Linked DNA regions of Mus musculus: region 1 is linked to region 2. The links are chromatin contacts, found by Hi-C or POLR2A ChIA-PET in ENCODE. All regions are on one chromosome and are shown on one strand. The core of a region is the stretch at or near the end of the contact, and the rest is flanking DNA. Distances in the headings are between cores, read along the strand shown.

Evidence for each region. A loop is a pair of places that touch in the nucleus more often than their neighbours do. ChIA-PET counts read pairs that join two places held with the same protein, here RNA polymerase II (POLR2A).
Region 1: a loop to region 2 is called in a map of CH12.LX, with 2.3 times the contacts of the local background. The contact joins the promoter of Mtg1 here to the promoter of Adam8 in region 2. A Hi-C loop is called at or near these places in 1 of 37 maps with a recorded cell type or tissue (CH12.LX). POLR2A ChIA-PET finds 5 or more read pairs at or near these places in 1 of 5 experiments (Patski).

The regions. Positions count from the first base shown.
Region 1 is chr7:140,134,937-140,139,229 of GRCm38, forward strand. Mtg1 (mitochondrial ribosome-associated GTPase 1) reads left to right here and starts at 2,628. Exons shown (of 11, transcript NM_199301.2): 1 at 2,628-2,837; 2 at 3,383-3,447. The coding sequence starts at 2,729.
Region 2 is chr7:139,990,537-139,994,783 of GRCm38, forward strand. Adam8 (a disintegrin and metallopeptidase domain 8) reads right to left here and starts at 2,026. Exons shown (of 24, transcript NM_001291066.2): 1 at 1,896-2,026; 2 at 810-910. The coding sequence starts at 1,935.

The sequences.
Region 1 (4,293 bases), core at 1,378-3,877, 150 kb after region 2:
GAATGAGAGAATATGGAGTAAGGGTGCTGGGGAGCCAGGTGTGTGTGGTAGATGTGAGGAGTGTGCTAGGTAGGTCAGGCTCTTGGATATTTTTGTAGTCTGGTCTCATTGTCGTCACAGCAGCTGCAGAGGACAGGTCTGTTGCTCCTGGTTACAGCGGAGACAGGACATTTAGACTATTAACTTCCTCATGTTGTAGCTGCCACAGGGCTTGCACATCTCCTCTGGAGATGGTTGAGGCTGGAGAGGTTGGTGTAGCGAGCCTATCTAGTGAGATATTGTCTCAAAAGGGTGGAGCTCCAGAGGGAGCTCGAAGAGTTTGCAGAGACGCTTGTCCCAGCTTGTCCCATCCTTGCACAGCATGGTACTGTCACTAGCCCCAGGTTTGGCATGGCTGAGGGCAAGCCCTCCTGCTTGTATTTGTTATGTTTACACTTTTGAAACAGCTCTAGGCTTGCTTCTGTCCAGTCCAGTCCAGCTCTCTGCTTGGCTACTCATCCTTCAGGTCTTTAAGGCTTGCCCTAGCCCCCATCCCAGCAGTTTGTCATGAAGCATGTTATATCATAAGGACACTTCCTGCTTTAATGTCACCAGGCTGCCCTTGCAACACCATGGAAGAAAGCCAGTACTCTAACAGGTTTTTACTGTAGTCTACAGCTTGAGGACTGAGAAAGCACAGATCTTTCAAGGGCAAAAGTCTTTGTTGTTGACACTCAGGGACACATTTCAGTTTTCAGAGGAGTGACTTTGCGGGACGGGGGACAGGCTTGCCAGGAGGATCTGAGCTGCTAGGGATGGGTTGGGGCTCTTCCATGATGGAGACTGCCTTGACAGACCTAGGACTTTAAACTTACAATCTGGGCACATCCCCTCACTGGACTCCCCCATTTTCCTTTTGAGACAACATCTCACTCTGACCCAGGCTGGCTTTGAAATTTCTATTCTGCCTCAGTCTCACAAGGGCTGGGCTTATAGTATGTGCCTGTCTGGAGGCCTGGGGGTGATAGTAGTACTGGGTATCAAACCCAAGGCTTCCTGCATTCAAGGCAACCATTATAACATTGAGTTACATGTCAACCCCTTTTATTTGAGATAGTGTCTCTCTTAGGGTAGTTTCTAATGCCTGGCTTCCCCTGGCCTCTATCATCCTTAGCTGGTATCACAGGCCTGTTCTACCAGGAGCAGCTGGATTTGCATTTAGTCTTACAACTATGAAGCCCACTTCACTCTCATTGTATTAATGGGAATGTAGTCGGTATTTATAACAGTTACATTAAAATGTCACACTTGAAAATGGAGGCATTACAGGTGTGTGTGTGTGTGTGTGTGTGTGTGTGTGTGTGTAACACTTGAAAGTTCTAAGGCAGGCCCGGGAACTGATAGGGGACAACTCAATTTCCTTACATTGATTTATATGAGTATACGAGGGAGAAAGACGACTTTTTTTAGACTGCCTCATGAAGCTCAGGCTGACCCTGAGTTCCTGACCCTCTTGCCTCAAATCTCTCATATGCTAGGATTACTGGTGTGTGCTGTCACACCTGCCTGAGTTTTGGTAGCGTAGGCTACAAAGTGAGATATTGTCTCAAAAGGAAGAAAAATGTGCCTAGATTTTAAGTTTAAATTTCTAGGCCAATTTCCCACCATGGAGAAGCCACATCTTCATTGCCAGCAGCCCAATTTCTTCTGGCTTCCCTATGAAACCCTAGAATCTTGGGCATGCTAGGCCAGGCCAGCTTGTTATCCTCCATGCTATATATCCTCAAACCTGAAAGATTTGGAATATAGTGAAAAATCTCCAGATTGGGACTGGAGAGATGGCTTGGAGGTTAAGAATGATTGCTGCTATTGCACAGGACTGAAGTTCAATTCTCAGCACCCAGTCAAACAACTCAAAAGCCCCTGTAATTCCAGGTCCAGAGGATCCACTGGCTTCTGGGCGTATCCGCTAACACATGGCATACACAGACACTTCAAATAAAAATATAAAGGGCCCCCAATGGAGGAGCTAGAGAAAGCACCCAAGGAACTAAAGGGAACTGCAACCCTATAGGTGGAACAACAATATGAACTAACTAGTACCCCGGAGCTCTTGTCTCTAGCTGCATATGTATCAAAAGATGGCCCAGTAGGCCATCACTGGAAAGAGAGGCCCATTAGACTTGCAAACTTTATATGCCCCAGTACAGGGGAACGCCAGGGCAAAAAAAGGGGAGTGGGAAGGTGGGTATGGGGAACTTTTGGGATAGCATTGGAAATGTAAATGAGGAAAATACCTATTAAAAATGAGAAAAAATATAAATAAATGAAATTGAGTCTTTTTGTTGTTGTTTTTCTCTGTCTTACCATGTAGCACTGGCTCTGGAATCCACCAGGCTGGTCTCAAGCACACTGAGAGCCACTTACTGGCCTCTGCCTCTGGTGCTGGGGATAAAAAGTGTGCGCAACCACAACATAAGAGCAAATATAATATTTTATATATATATATCGTCTTTCCAAAAGAAAAAAAAGGAGACTATCTTCAAATCCCTGAAAAGAACCTCACATAAGCTCAGGAATCCTGAGAATGGAGCACTACCGGGCCAACCCCGTGCCCCTGCTTATCCCAGAGTGCTCGAGTCAGGCGCATGCGCAGTCGCGCACGGAACCCAGGCGCGCCGGAACCCTGTGAGCAGATCCAGGCCCTGGCGGAGGCGGTCCGACTGCGAACTCTTCCGACACCAGTGACATGAGGCTGTGGCCGCAGGCATGGGGTGCCGTCCGGGGCGCTTGGCGCGAGTGCTTCCCTCTGCAAGGTCACGATGTAGCACGCTGGTTCCCCGGCCACATGGCCAAGGGTGAGGCCAGCATGGGCTGCAGGCGGCACGGGCGCCGGTCCTGGCGGTTCCTTGGTTCGCCTTCCTGGCATCGGGTTGGAGAGCTGTTTTGTGCTTGATACTTTTGAGACGCACTGAGTGGTCCCTTTAAGTCACATGCAAGCTGATGTCTGAGTTTATAGGTCACAACTTGGCCCCAGGCAGCTGTAGACGTAGTGCGGTCCTAGGCTGCTGTTTGCTGTGGTCTTGGCTGCCGCAGCCATGCGAGATTATAGTGTGTGGCAGAAAAGGCGCCGGGAGTGTGAGTGGACAGGTGGCAGTTGCGGTGCGGAGCCTCAGTGTTTCTGTGCAGTGAGGGTATTAAGTCCGCACAGTATCAGGAACTTCCTGATTAAGACCATCTTGTGTGAAATGTACCTTCCAGAACCATCGGGGCACCGTGGAACGTGGCTCAGAATGCTGCCTCCTTTAACCCTGTGTGCACTGATGGTTCTCAGATGTATTCCCCTAGGAGAACTTAAACTTGCCCCCTTTGGCTGTTTCCTTAGTGCCCCTCTATTTTCTAGGACTAAAGAAGATGCAGAGCAGTCTGAAGTCGGTGGATTGTGTTATCGAGGTTCATGACGCCAGGATATCCTTTTACGCTGTAGAGGGGAGCACCTCTGCTCGACTGTAAAGGCAGCAGCAGGATGCTTTCCTGGTTCCTCTCCATCTCCTTCAGACAGTTTAGTCTGCTCTGCCTCTGGTCCATCATTATGTCTACAGCTGCGACAGCTTCTTTTGTAATTACTGGGACATAAAGCAGTGTTTTCCAATTCTCATTACACATTAGAGTTCCCGGGAGGCTTTTACATCAATAGCTAGGGCCCTTTTAGATCAGAATCTCCCTCGTGGGGTCTAGGCTGGTGTTTTTATTTTTAGGCTCCCATCTGATATCTCTCCCCCCCCCCCCCCCCCAGACAGGGTTTCTCTTTATAGCCCTGGCTGTCCTGGAACTCACTCTGTAGACCAGGCTGACCTTGAACTCAGAAATCCGCCTGCCTCTGCCTCCCAAGTGCTGGGATTAAAGGCGTGTGCCACTACGCCCGGCCCATCTGATATCTTATTTGTCTCAGCCTCTTGTTTACTTTGATATTTTTAGGGGTAAATTATGAAACCGGAGATGAAATGATCCTACTAACCTGTCCTTTCCTCTTGTCCTTAATTGAAGAATTGGCAAGTTACAATCATGTCTACTGGCAGGTGCTTCTCAGACTGTTTGTTGCATTTAAGCTGTGTTTGGTTTCTGTTGGCATGTGAGTTTTTCATCCTGCTTACTTAGCCTTAGAAGAGCGTGGGGATGCCAGACCACCAGGCCCCTGGAACAGCAGCTGGTGGTGGGCGTGGGGACCTGCTGCCACTGGTGGTAGTCTCTGGAAATAGTCATGGAGAATAGGAACTATTTCAGCCTTCAGAGAACTTCAGGAACTTTAGCAAT
Region 2 (4,247 bases), core at 776-3,275:
GCTCCTTGAGCCATTTCCTCAATCTATTCCCAAGGATGATGGTGATGATGACGGTGAAGGTGATGGTGATGGTGAAGGTGAAGGTGATGGTGAGGATGATAAGAGTAAACAGGATAGGAGTGGCAGCCACTAAATCTGGGCAACATGGGAGTAGGCAAGGTACACAGACTCCTCAGCACCACAATTCCTCAGCTGGCTAAGGTGTCCAGCCAGAGATTCAGAGCAGGTGTGTGCTCCATACTCTGTGACCTTTTACTCCTACACCATGTGTACAACCAGCTCGCCTTAGGGACAGCATACACCAGGAAAGAGGAAAGCCCAGGCAGAGATGTTTCCTGAAGATCCAAACAAGGACAGGGCCAGGAATCTTCCTGGAGGTCTAGAGGCTGTTCTCAGTTCCCAGTTCCAGGAAATCCCAAGCTGAGAGGTTCTTGATGCATACACATAGCTTTAGGGTGAGCAGCTGCTGGCTAATCTAACAAACCACTGCCAACTGAAACTGGGGAGTGGCCCAGGGCAGCACAAACTGCTGTACCTTTCCTGGGTGAGAGGCCTCTCCAGGCTGGGCCAATGGTCTCAAAAGGAGCAAGGAAGTGAGTGGGCTCTAGTGCTACCTTGGGGGCCCTAGGACCCTGTTTTCTGGGGGCGGGGCAGCAGAAGGCAGGAGGAAGTGGTAAACACAGGAGGACCATCGCCATGCCCAGAAGCACAGACAGGTTGAAGTTCTGGAGCTGCGCAGGGCAGCCTCCAGAGACTGCCGGTCCTTTTAAAGACACAGGTTGTGTGGCCAGGCTAATGGGTAGACTTACCCAGTGGGAGGGCAGGGCTCTGCGGGAGCGGGATGCAGCTAGGCGCCGAGGCCAAACCACTTCATACTGTTTCACATGGGGCAAAGGAGGTCCAGGGGCTACTGCTTCAGGAGAAAGGGGGGTCAGAGGTCCAGCAGTGTCTAGCCAGAGTTAGCTCTTTTATCTGGGTATTCACCACAAGGCTCAGTGCCAGCAATGGGATCTGACCCCATGGCCCAGATAAGAGCTTTGTGCCTAAACCACCAGCTCCATCACACCAGAGTCAAGCTGTCTGAGCCCAGCACACCTGGGCACAGTGCCCCCAGAAGAACCTCATCCACTCACCCCACCCTTCCCCAGTGCCTGTTTGAACCTACACAGGCAGAACACATGTAGGCCCTATGGTCTGCCTGCCAGACATCTAGAGTTGACCTTAGCTACATGATCGTAGCTAACTGATGAACACACACCCTCCCTCAGGCTTTTCTCTCCCACCGGAAAACTTCCTGCTCAACAACTGATGGGGGACTGGTTTAGAGAGCACCTATCTGTAGGCAGGTCCAGTTTTAGAGACCACCTGCTGATCTCTTGCATAGGCAAGGGGCACAGCCACTTAACCCCAGGGTTGAGAGGTAAGAGAAGAGACCACTCCAGCCAGGGTCCTCCCAGGACAGGAAAACCAAGCCTCCCAGTGGGAGGCAGGATCCCATGCTGCTAGAGAACTGGGACCATCGTGCCTCTAGCTTCTGTCCCCGCCTAGCTAGAGTTATGCATCCCCCAGGATCCCAAAGGTGAACCTTGCTGCCTGGGACTCCTACAGCAGCAAGGGAAGCTGTCCTGTAAGTGCCACGCCTAGTGATGTCACTACTGTTCCTGTAACTAGCTCAATGAAAAAAGAAAAATCCCAGGAAACAATTTCTCTCACATTTCACTTTTGAAAAAAAAAAAAAATCTCAATTCTGACTTTTTCTGTTCCTACCTACTTTCTCCATACCCAGGGACCAGACCAACTCCAGGGAGGCAAGGTGAGCTGATCATGGTACATGGCCACTAGGCACACCACCAAGCAATGAATAGGCTCCTTGAAATCAAGTAGTCATCACTCACCTGGTGTCCATAAGACGCTGAGCAGCCAGAGGCCAAGCATGATGGGATCTGGAGCACACTAACCCTAGAGGTTCCACAAAGTACTCTCTTCATCACTGGCCTGGTACTTCTTTCTGAGTGCCCTTCCCACTGATCGGAACTGGCCAATCACTGGACCGCGGGGCGGAGCAAGGCGGGGCAAGAAGTACACACCTCTATACCAACACCCAGTTGGCAGCAACCAGCCTCCAGGGCAGTCTGGAGTTACAGAGGCCCCTCCGAAGTAACTTCTAGGTAGCTCCTATTGATCTCCCATGATTTTGGACAAAATTCATGGGAGATGGAGATGGTAAACAGACCAATTTGAGCAACTCTGCAGTTCTACAAGCTCCCAGTCCTGGTGGGGAGATTGTGGGATTGCCTCCCATGGCAGAGCTTTGGGAGTGCTAACTGGGTGGAGTCTAGCTGGAGGAAGATGACTTTTGGAGGGGAAGTGACTTATGAGCCTGAAATTTCAGAAGGGGACCCTTTGACTTTCTGGGCACTTGAAAGATGCAGACAGGGGCAAGAAAGGCAGTGTGGGCCCAGGACCAACTTGTGGGAGCTGACATTCCCAAAGCTCCTGCCCGGCTCCACGAGGCTTCTGAGGCCTCACTGGAGAGGCATATGCAGGGAGGAACCTGACTGATCCTTTTTTTTTTTTTTAAGATTTATTTATTTATTATATGTAAGTACACTGTTGCTGTCTTCAGACACTCCAGAAGACAGCATCAGATCTCATTACAGATGGTTGTGAGCCACCATGTGGTTGCTGGGATTTGAACTTGGGACCTTCGGAAGAGCAGTCGGCGTGCTTAACCACTGAGCCATCTCGCCAGCCCCCTGACTGATCCTTTGAGGTCCTACCTAACCTGTTAGGGGGTCCCGAGGCACCAGGCTCCTTTCCTGGATTCTGTCTTTCATGTCCTCAGGGTAGAGCTGACTCAGAGCCAGAGCTCTCAGCACCCCTACCATGGCCTGGCTTCCAGCTTCTCCAGGTGGGTCTGTTACTGTGGGAACCCAGGGCACTTGGGAATGTAGTCACGCCTGTTTATTATTTGTGGCACTGTTCGCTATACATCCTTGTGGGCACAGCTGTGGTCAGACCTCACAGACTTTACAGTTCTACCCCACAAGGGATAAGTAACCCAAGAGGAAAGGGAGACACCCAAACTACCAACAGAGCCTGACAGCTCGACCATAATGGGAAACTACAGGGTTGGGTTGGAGTCTTAGATCGTACCTAAGAATTTAAGCTGGGGCACACATGCTACTGTCACTCTTCTACCCTTGTGGATAAGGTCAGAAATGTAGCAATGGCTTAGGAATCTCAGCAGCAACCCGCTGCCTGAGGCATCAGCACAGTGTTCACTGCGAGGCTGTAATAGGTAGGCAGCAGCCAGAGCTCTCGGGTAAGGCTGACTTCCACATACACAGGATCTTAAATACTCTTACACTGCAAGTTAGGTGACAGCGAAAGTTCAAGGAAATGTGTTCTTAGTCAAATCAAAGGCAAAATCAAAACCTGTTGCCAGTAGCAACCATTGTCTTGTAAGTCCAACTGCCCATAGTGAAGATGGAGGAACAGTGTATAATCAAAAATTGGGACCAAGTAGGGCGAATTTTGTCTCACACTGGCAGAAATACATTGGAAATGATGGGTACACACTCCATCAGGAAAGACAGACTCAACTTACTCCTAACTTCACCCAGCAGGTATTTTTGAGGGTTTGGAGCTGCACCCCACACAAACCTGGGAGCTGCAGGTCATCGTCCAGGGACATGGCTTTCTGGGCTCCTGGAGACAGGCAGGTAAGCTCCTCTGCTCGGTGTAGCATTCATTCTAACAATGCTGGGTTGTCAGATAGATGTTTACTAAGGCAAGCCTGGACATGCTGCAGACCAGAAGAAACTGTGTGGTTGAAGAACCAAGCACCCCAGGAAAGGGGCTGGGGGCTCTACTTAGCGAGCCAGTCCTGACCAGGCACCCACCATATACATCTACATAGAGCCAATAGCCAAGGGCTGCCTCTACTTGTCATTCCTCCAAACACTTCCTCACTCCCCAGACCCTCCTAGGGCAGGTGTTTAAAACTGGATTCTGTAAAGGACACGTGTATTTATATAGTTTAGCTAGACTAGACCACCCTGGAGCAAGGGTGTATCATGTCAAGGGTAGACATATTGCCCACTCCAGGACTGAAGCAGAAAGCCACTCTGACAAGGTAGCTACAACAAAGCTTGTTAGCCACTTTGCTAAGTAATTTCCAAAAAGCAAGGCCAGTTATCAAACAAAGGGCAGCCAGACCCCAGTTCTGGCAAGAACAGCTTTTG